Regions from separate parts of the Homo sapiens genome. Here region 2 is linked to region 1. A link is a loop called in an ENCODE intact Hi-C map of the cell type or tissue named here. Cell type or tissue: CD4-positive, alpha-beta T cell. All regions are shown on one strand.

Evidence for each region. Hi-C counts contacts between places; a loop is a spot of excess contacts. Peaks named below come from ENCODE experiments on the same cell type or tissue, not always from the same donor. Only the 100,000 strongest peaks of a DNase experiment are listed, where the experiment ranks them.
Region 2: it touches region 1 in a loop (2.1-fold over the local background); 17 of 110 quality-filtered maps call a loop at or near these places.

The regions. Positions count from the first base shown.
Region 1 is chr2:46,302,213-46,307,212 of GRCh38, forward strand. The region is part of intron 1 of EPAS1 (endothelial PAS domain protein 1); the gene reads left to right. Among named protein-coding and RNA genes, the nearest start is that of EPAS1, 7.3 kb to the left of the region's middle. In CD4-positive, alpha-beta T cell, no CTCF peak of the experiment used is centred here; a DNase peak (open chromatin) is centred at 2,579; H3K4me3 peaks cover 661 bases; H3K27me3 peaks cover 660 bases.
Region 2 is chr2:46,237,180-46,242,179 of GRCh38, forward strand. No RefSeq gene overlaps it. Among named protein-coding and RNA genes, the nearest start is that of EPAS1, 58 kb to the right of the region's middle. RefSeq lists an enhancer at 2,499-2,548. In CD4-positive, alpha-beta T cell, no CTCF peak of the experiment used is centred here; DNase peaks (open chromatin) are centred at 2,112 and 2,792; H3K27ac peaks cover 1,223 bases.

The DNA.
Region 1 (5,000 bases):
TGTTTAGAAATGGAAGGAAACAATTAGATAATTCTCAGTGCTCCAGGATTTTAGGCTCCTACATTTGAAAATACTTGCTGTCATTAATTGTCTTGAGATTTAGGCTTTTCCACTTTTCAGGAAATCTAGTAGTTTTTTGGGGGTTTTGTTTTGTTTTCCTTGGTTCTGCCCTATGCCAACCTGCTAGTTTCCCTTTTTATTTTAGCCTGATGAATCTTCCCTTTTGCTTTCAGTACTAACCATTGCTGGTAGTTCTTAACAGGTCTAGCTTTTACCAATATTGTCAAGTTAGCAATATTAGCTCCTGGGGCCCTAGTACTCTGTACTTCCACCCCTCTCCCCACCAGTACCATGCTGCCTGTTCACATGATGGACACCAGCTCTGATATTCACCCTAAGATATAATCCATAAGATGACAAACTTGTATTCAACACCGACTCCTACTCTGGCTAAAATGCTGAAGAGAATACTAAGAAATAGGGGATATGGTCCTGGTCATCAAGTTGCTTAGTCTGATTAGGAAAAAAAAAAAAAAAAAAAAAAAAGAGATACAAGGAAGCTTAAGTAAAAATATAAGGGGTTGGGCGTGGTAACTCATGCCTGTAATCCCAGCACTTTGAGAGGCCGAGGCAGGCAGATCACGAGGTCAGGAGTTTGAGACCAGCCTGGCCAATATGGTGAAACCCCATCTCTACTAAAAATACAAAAAATTAGCCAGGCGTGGTGGCGTATGCCTGTAGTCCCAGCTACTCAAGAGGCTGAGGCAGGAGAATCGCTTGAACCCGGGAGGCGGAGGTTGCAGTGAGCCGAGATCGTGCCACTGCACTCCAGCGTGGGTGACAGAGCGAGACAACGTCAAAGAAAGAAAGAAAAGAAAGAAAATATAAAGAGCTGACAGCCTACATGCTTTTCTGTAGAAATCTAATATTTTGAAGCAAAAGATAAGCTCTGAGTAGCATTTCAGGTAATAACCGCCCCCCTCCCCAACACACACATAAGCACACACAATTATTTAAGAGTATTATGTGTATTTAGAGGTGGAGAAATTTGTTCCTAGTGTCCCCGGAACCACACAGAGTAGGTGCTGACCACCAGCTTAAAGACTGGCTCAGAAGGAAGGTCAAATGGGAGAAGGCAGTCTTTGAGGGCTAACGAGAGGAAAGAAAACACACAAGGCTCCCTATGGTGTATCCCTTATCATGTACTTCGACACCATACACAGGAAGGCCCCTGAAATGGAATGTTTGCTGTTCTTTATACACTTGCTTTGGGTGGGGACATGGAAAGGGAGCTGGTGGGGCTCCACAGACAACAGGGGTAGTAATTTCTGTTCCCCTGAGAATATCAGTGGAGACAGCTATGACTCCAGGAAGGCCAAGAAGGGAGAGGGAGCTTCTTAACCAGGCTTTGTGAATGGGTTTCAGAGGCTGGCGTGTAAATCTCTGAAAATGTGTGCAAGACATTATGTATAGAAGCAACTTGTTCTAAAGGAAGTCTGTTCAGCTCTCCATAGCCTTTCAAAGGTTCTAGGATATGGAAAAGGCAAGCCCTTGCTCTTGGATGTCTGATTTGGTGACTGTCTTATGTTTCAGAGTCTTCCTGTTCAGATCCCAGACAGTTCTTGTGTTTTACTGCCATTGCCTCTCCCTGTGGTGAAGAATGGGGAGGAGGAAGGTGTGTGTATTTAGTAAAGGTTCTGAGGTGCCGCTTAATCTTCCCTGTCCCTGGCTGGCGTGTCCGTCCACCTACATGTCTGCCCTCAGTCTTGGAAGGACGGGAAGCCAAGTGCCCTGCACAGGGTAAATACTGGTATGATTCATTTTATTAATGCTTCTGAAAAATGACTGTGAAAACAAATTTATCCTCAAATGTTCCATCATCCTCAAACAGTTATTTGGATGACCTTCATGTTCTAGGAATGTATGTGGTCTTAATAGAAATTATATTTTGCATCAGGACAACACAAAAAACTGACAGTCTTATTTGTGCCAGTGCCGTCCTCAGAACTTTACATGGATTAACTTTTTAATCCTGTGAGATAAGCCCTGTTATTATCCCCACTTCATTGATGGGAAAGCTGAAGTCTAGAAGGGCTAACTGCCCAAGGTCGTATAGGTAGCATGGGCAGAGCTGCATTCAACCTGAGTAAAGGAGGTCCCCAGAGTCTATACTCTCAATGGGTGTTCCATACGCCCTTCCCTTACTGAAGATATCTATAAAGTATTTAATACTGCTTCTGACTCACAATAAGTGCTCTATAAATGACAACTGCCTTTGTTGTTTTCCTTGTAATTATAATTACTTTTCTTTTTTGTGATTTATCACTTGCATCAAACCTCACAAGCAGATAGGGATTGAAGATCTGAAAGGCCAACATGGAACTCCTTGAATTTCTTATTTTTCATGGGTTTTCCTAGACCCTGACAAGAGGTGGTTCTCTCCTGCCCCAAGAAATTCAAAGCTTTCCACATCCCACCCTTCGCTGGTGGCAAGACTTCAATAATTACTTCAGCCTTCGGACTCCATTGTGCAGGAGAACCTGTTAGAAGCTCTTCCTCTGTGGCTTCTGAAGAACCATCAAGATGCACAGGACTTCCTGTGGCTCTTTTGATCTTTTGAAATTGCAAGCACAGGAAGGAAAGAATGGATAGGGGGATAAAGAATAGCTATGATTGTTGTGATAATAGCATGTTGCATTTCTATAGAGCCCTTTCGCTGATGAGCCCTGAGCCTTAACAGCCATCACACTGTTGGCCCCTGCACTGTGAACCTAGAGGGTACCTTGAGTTTTTCTAGTGCTGCCAAACAGAATTGCATTGACACATACCTTAATCAAGAGAGAAGCAAGCCGTGTTGGCAACTGTGCATCACAGTCGATGTGGTGGTCATCCATGGGATGCCCCTAATAGCATCTGTAATTTTCAAGTAGATGTTGGGTGTAATTTGGTGACCCTTGTCTGTTCCCACTGTTGGAAGCCCCATAACTGATCTGATGAAAGCATAAAGTGAAGAAGAGTGGCGAGACCCTTTGTGAGATACCTGGAGCTGAAGAGTCAGGTGTGGAATGGACAAGAATGTTATCCACTTCTAAGTGACCTTGTTTTTTCTAATTTCTTAAGAAATACCTGTTTGCTTGACTGCCTTAGGCTGTTTGCAGGGGCCACTTGTACGTCAGCAAAACTCTTACTAGATGACATCACTGCCAGAAGTTCCACATGTTTCCAGGAGGCACATTTCCCACTGCCCCCACTCCCCCGAACTTGGAAAGATTCCTCAGTTTTAAAGTTATAAGTAATTTCCATGCCAGATAATGATCCTGTGAACAGATCCTTTTCTCATGTGGAAAAATATTTCAGAAAGGGTGTCTTGTCAATGAGAAAAATGACCCCATTGAAACATATGTTTATTTGCCATGTACTCATCTGACGTTTTGTGAATTCTATAAAGCCATGGAAGTGGATTGTTAGAAGTGTCTCATACACCCCTAGTGACTTCTTGAACTATCCCCCCATCCCCAGCCATGGAACTCTCCTATTAAAAAAACTAAGAGATAAGTGGTAGCAATCTTAACAAATTAGTGATTTTATCTGGTTAGGCCGTGTAATCAAACACGTGGGCAGGAAAGTGGATCCATTATGTTGTACTCATGATTGTGGTGCTGAAGGTAACCCCCATTGCCCTGTAGGCTGCCCCCAGAAGCAGGGGGTACAGCCAATAGTATTCTTAGAAGTTAATCAATTCTGTAACGGGTTGAGTGTTTTGGTCTCATTTTTAGTCCGAGGTGCCCTGATGCTGGCCTGTGACTAAGGGGAGTCAGTGGCTTGTTATGAATAAGAGGACACATGAGCTGAATCTGAGAAAGTTCAGAAGCATTTTATAAGTTGTTTAAAATACATCCATTAAAGTATATGATTATTTTTTGGTAATCATTTAAATCATTGTGCTGTGTGTCTACCCAGACAGTATTTATCTGTCTCTCGATGTTGTATTAGTATAGTATTAAAAAAATACACACATTTCACTTTTGATAAAAACTTTGCATACTGTCACTACTTTGTATAAGTTTTTTCCTGACTGCCTCTGGTTAGGGGGCAGGGAGCAAGAAGACCAGCATGCTTTCCTTCCTTTATATTTGGGAAATGGAGGTGCTGAGAGAAACAAGCCACACTGTCTGAAGTAAAACCTAGAAGTGGACCTGGTTGTCCATGGTGAGGGAAAGCCCATATGTACCACCTTGGGCTCCAGTTACAAGGTAATGAGCCATGAGCACAAAAGGGTGACTCAAAATTCAATGCCAGCCATTCTCATTACTAATGAGCAATTACAGCAAATATTTACAGGCCTCCTTCCTACCTTTATGACTTCCTGTTACTGAAGCACTTTGGAGTATTGAGAAAGATTGTCCTGGAAAAATACGTCACACACAGTTGCAGGAAAGAGTGCCTTTAAGCACACATAAAAACTCGGTTACTTGGCTTTGTTTATGAATTCCACATAGAAACAACAGAAAATTGTGCCTTTTGAGGAACTGCTTGAGAATCCTTCCTTCTGCATTTCAAGACAAGATTTTAAAAATCACATATATCAAATATATGGGGAAATGAGACACAATGTTTTTAGAGAGTGTCTAGAAATAATAGGACTGTGCAAGTTAGTACAGCAAAATTTTGGGTCAAAGCATGGGTCATTTGACAAACTCTCTTTATGAACATTACCTCTGCAATATTTTTCTAAATGAAAACAATCACACTTAATAGAATTAATCAGGATGGGAGCTAGAAGCATATAATTCACTTTCCACAGATTGGAGTAAATCCTCATAATGCCCCTTTCCTGTGTATTTAGTTAAAAAAGCACTCCAGTGAGATTGCTTTCGCAGTAAGTTTCTGTAAACCACTGTACCCTTGTATTTCTCTCCTGTGTTTCCAAGAGTTCTCAGATGCTATTTTCGAATGGCAGCGTTCACTCCAGAGCTGGCTGAGGTCAACGAAGCTAATTT
Region 2 (5,000 bases), 65 kb before region 1:
TCTGTGTATGCATTTGGGTCTACCCTCTAGATATACCTTCAATTCATTCAGCAAATATTTCTTGAACACCTACCAGACATGGTGCTAACTGCTAGGAATTCAGTGTGAACAGGGCAGATGCAGGGCCATCACTAGCCCATTGGGCATCTGTGCAAATTAGAAACAGGTACCGTTGGGTAGATGCAGATCTGTGGCTGAATGGCTTGATGAGCAAATGATGCTTTTGTGCAGAGAAAAAGAGTGTTTTCCTCCTAGCAGGCACAGCCCCAAATTAAGATGCAAAGCTTGGGAAATAGAGGTGGGGGTGAACTTTATCCTCCGTTCACCCCACCCCGGCTAAGCCAGGCACCTTTGTGCATTGAACAAACATACATCTAAAAAAGCAGCCCAGGAAATCTCTTACCTACCCTTGGCAGGTAGACCTCCAGCTTGGGGTGTGTCTGTGCACCTGTGTGCTGACTGTGTCTATTTCAGCCTATGTGAGTCTGTGAGGTCTGTTGCACCTCTGTGTGCACATGTCCCTCCCTCTTGTGCTCCTCTTTGGACCTGTGTCTGTGGGGGTGGGGACTTACATGTAGTATAAGTGTATATGTGTGCACCTCCAGCTCTGACAGCCATTTCCTCAGCAGCCTGCAGATCTGTTCTTGGATGGCCACCTCATCTTCCCTAGTTGTTCCGTGTTCCCCAACTGAACCCCATGTTCTCTGAAATCTTTCTTGCTGTCTCCCGCCAACCCCCCACCACCACACACTCCACAGCCTCAGGAACTCATACAGCAGAGGGGAGTCGAGCCACTGGTACAGCCAGACCAAAGCTGGGTCCCGTCCTCCTGCAACCTGTTTCCACTTCTTCATTCTTTCTAAGAAAAGACTGAACCCCACGTGGGGCAGTGTGGAACAGGGAAAAGGACATAGCCATAACACAGAGGGCCTAGGTTCCTTCTGCCTCGGAGTCTCTGGGAGACCCTGGCTAGTTCCCTAACCTCTGCTGACCTCCTACCCATGTGGAACAGGATAAACTTCTTTGTTTTTTGCTAAATAAGTTTTGCCCAGTCTTGCCTCTGCACCTTTGCTCAGGCTGTTACCCTTGGGGCATGCTCTTCCATCCGTCAAGACTGAGGGCCACCTCTCCTATAAATAGCAGCAGCAGCCCCCTTCTATAAACACTCACTGCACCCAGGCGTGTGTGGAAACATGGATTGCACATATTGCTGTACACATGCCTGTTATACACACAATCTCAATCCTCACAACGATGTCATGAAATGGGTATTATTATTATTGTCCTAGTTTTAGAGGCAAGGAAACCAAGGCCCAGAAATGTTCAAGCACTTGCCCAAGGTCATGGTGCCTCACTAGCCTTCAAGGTAGTTGGGATTGGACTCTGCCTGACCCTTGGGCTCCTGCACTCACATCCTTGGGTCAGCCCCTGACCCCAGGGCTCACAATCAGCACTCCCGCTCTGAACACCTGTGGCCCTCTGGGCACAGCTGTGATCTGAACTCATAACCCCAAGCCATTGTCTTAAAAATCTATACTAAAATGAAAATTTTGTAACATTGTAGCTACCTCCCTGATATGGTTTGTCTCTGTGTCCCCACCAAATCTCATCTCAAATTATAATCCCCAACTATTAAGGGAAGGACCTGGTGGGAGGTGATTGTATCATGGGGGTAGATTTCCTCCATGCTGATCTTGTGATTGTGAGTCCTCACAAGATCTGATGGTTTAAAAGTGCTTGGCAGTCCCCATCCACCCTGCCTCCTGCCACCATGTAAGACATGCCTTGCTTCCACTTGACCTTCTGCCATGATTGTTTAAGTTTCCTGAGGCCTCCTAAGCCATGTGGAACTGTGAGTCAATTAAACCTTTTTTTTTATAAACTTCCCAGTCTCAGGTAGTTCTTTACAGCAGTATGAAAATGGACTAATACACTCCCTGGCTAAATTGTATGTTTCTGAAAGTAAGTACTATGTCTTTCAGCCATTTGTTTCTTCAGTTCCTTATGCCTAGAAGGTGGTGGTGGTGATGATGGTGATATGGTAATGGTGGTGAGGATGATGATCATGATGGTAGTGATGGTGGTGATGATGGTGATGATGAATCATCCTTCTGCCCACAGCTACTTCCCAGTCTGTCTCCCGGGCCACGAGGTCACGGTGTGACCTAGAAGAGCAGTGATTCTTGTAGAGAATTTCCTGATTTGGGAGGAGAAACTGTGGGCAGCTGTGGCCCTCTGGCCTGGCTATGCCAAAGAAGCTTCTGCACCCTTGAGGACAGAAGTAGAGAGGGCTGCTCCCTCCCTCCTCCTGAAGCCCCAGGTCTTTGCCAGCCCTCCTACTCTGACTCCCCCAGGGCACTAGGCTTTACAGGCCTCGATGGATAGGAAGTAGGTAGGAGGAGGACCTCCTGCTTCTTCTGTGGCTAGAGTATAAAGCTTTGTTGTCCTTGCAGTATGTTCAGAAACCCCATTCCCACAGAGGCCTGGACCAGGTGGAGCTGACCTCCTGAGGGCAGCCTGGTTGGATGGTCCGGGCCTGGGAGTCACCTTAGAGGTGCCTGACAGGTGCCACAGGATCTGGGCTGTGATGCCTCAGCTCACCTGAAATCAGCTGCCCAAGTCCTAGCATCTGAGAGGCTCAGTAATAGCAGCTATGGGATCACAATTCTCTGCAATTTAGCAAATAATCAAGGACATGGCAAGCACCAGACACTGAGTGGGAAGGCTTTGAGATGCATTTCCTGCCCTATGCATAGGTGAGCTAGATACACACAGTCTGCTCACACCGGAAATGGGTGATACATTCAGAAAGCGGTGCTGGGTAGCAGCAGTGCTGTGCTAAGTTCAGGAGGGGAGGGCATGGTGAGCCAGAGGAGTCTGGGAAGGCAACACAGAGGAAGGAGCTGGCGGTTGACAGGGGAGAAGGCTCGGGGGATCTGAAAGGTTATCCTTGGGGTAATGTGCCCACTATTTTGTAACATGATGGTTTCCATCTCCCTCTACAGTGGATAGAGGCTGGGCCCTGGCATGGGCTCCTCATAAACATAGAGGTACCCTCTCAAGATAGACCTGACATCTAATGTTGACACTACTGACTTCTAGGTGTGTGAACCTGGGAATGTTATTTCACATCTCTGAGGCTCAGTTTCCTCATCTGTAAAACAGAGATAATGACTCTTACCTCTGATGCTTGTTTATTTTTGAGTCCATCATTCTCTGGAGTGAGATAGCACTCTCAAGAGAAACTTCTAATCTTTCCCTAATTTGAATGAGGTAGAGAATGGTACTGTTTGGATTCCTTGACTTCTATCAAAAAGTATTTATTTTCTCACCAAAAAAACCCAAATATGTACTATCTCACTAATATGAGGTACTCAGAGTCGTCAAAATCATAGAGACAGAAAGTAGATGGGTGGCTTCCAGGGATTGGGGGAAGTAGGGGATGCAGTTTCATTTAATGGGTACAGGGTTTCTGTTTTATGGAAAAGTTATGGGATAGATATTAGTGATGATTAAACAATATTATGAACATCTTTAATATCACTAACCTGTACACTTAAAAATGGATAAGATAGTAATTTTATGTGTATGTATTTTACCATAATAAAAAAAAATTGGGAAAAAAGGTACTGAAGTCCATAATTTTGCCCTGTGTTCTGTGTCATGAGGGAAGCAGAGGATGGCCTTTGGAATCTTCAAGCCTCTTTTGAGATACAAGGTTGGTCTTGGTTATAAGACTGGCTCTGAAGAGACAAGATTGTGCCTTGCCACAGTCCAGGGCAGTGTAGACAAACTGCACAGGCCAGACAGCAAGGTCTGTAGCGGCTTATAAAAGAGGACAGCAATAAGGGCTGGAGAAACCAGGATATACTGCTGTAGAGGCTGGTACTTGAATGGAACTTTTGACTTTGTTAAAATGGCCCAGCATGTTTTATATGGATGATCTTTCTGCCTATCCTTTGAATAATTTTTATGTTCGCATGTAAGTTATCTATTGCTGCCTAACAAATTATGCCAAAATATAGTGGCTTAAAACAACAAATATTTATTATCTCATAGTTCCTCAGGATTAAGAATTCTGGAATGGCTTAGCTGGGTGATTCTGACTTGGATCTCTCATGGGATTGCAGTCAAGATGTCAGTAGGGGCTGCACTGTAATCTGAAGTCTTGACTGTGCTGGAGAATTCATTTCTAAGTTCATGCCCATGACTGTTGGCAGAAGGACTCCGTTCTGCACTGGCTGTTAGCTGAGACTGCAGTTCCTTACTATATGGGCTATTTGAGTGTCCTCACAACATGGTAGTTGGCTTCTTTCAAAGTGAGTAATTCGAGAAGGGCAGGGCAAGGAGGAAGCTACACTGCCTTTTATGACCTCATCTTTGAATTACACACCATCACTTCCACTCTTTCCTATTCATTAGCAGCTGTCACTAAGTACAGCCCACACTCAAGGGCAGAAGGGAATTAGACTTCACCTGTGCAAGGGAGGCATATCACCAAATTTGTAAACATATTTTCAGACCATCACAATTATGGATTTTTTTTTCTTTTTAACTGAAAAAATGTTAAACAAAGCATACAGAATAGGATAATGAACTCCCATATACCCATCATCCAGCTTCCAATTATGAACACAGGCCAGTATTTACCAGCTTTATGGAGGTATGCCTGGCATACAATAAACTGCAGATAATGAAGAGCACAATCTGTTAGTTTTGACATATGCTTACACCCATGGAATCATCACCACATTCAAGATAATGAGCATACCCAGACCATCAAAATTTCGTTGTGCACCTGTTTGCTTCTCATTCACTTTTCTGCCTACTTTGTTATGCCGTTTTTAATATATAGACTGTAAAACTCCATTTGCAAAAGTCTATTGTGAGGAGAGCACACCAGCAGGAAGGATTCTTAAACTATTCTTTATGAGTTTTTCTGTTGGTTTTGCTAGTTAATGGTGAAATACAGGACCCACCATTTTTGCAGATTCATCTGA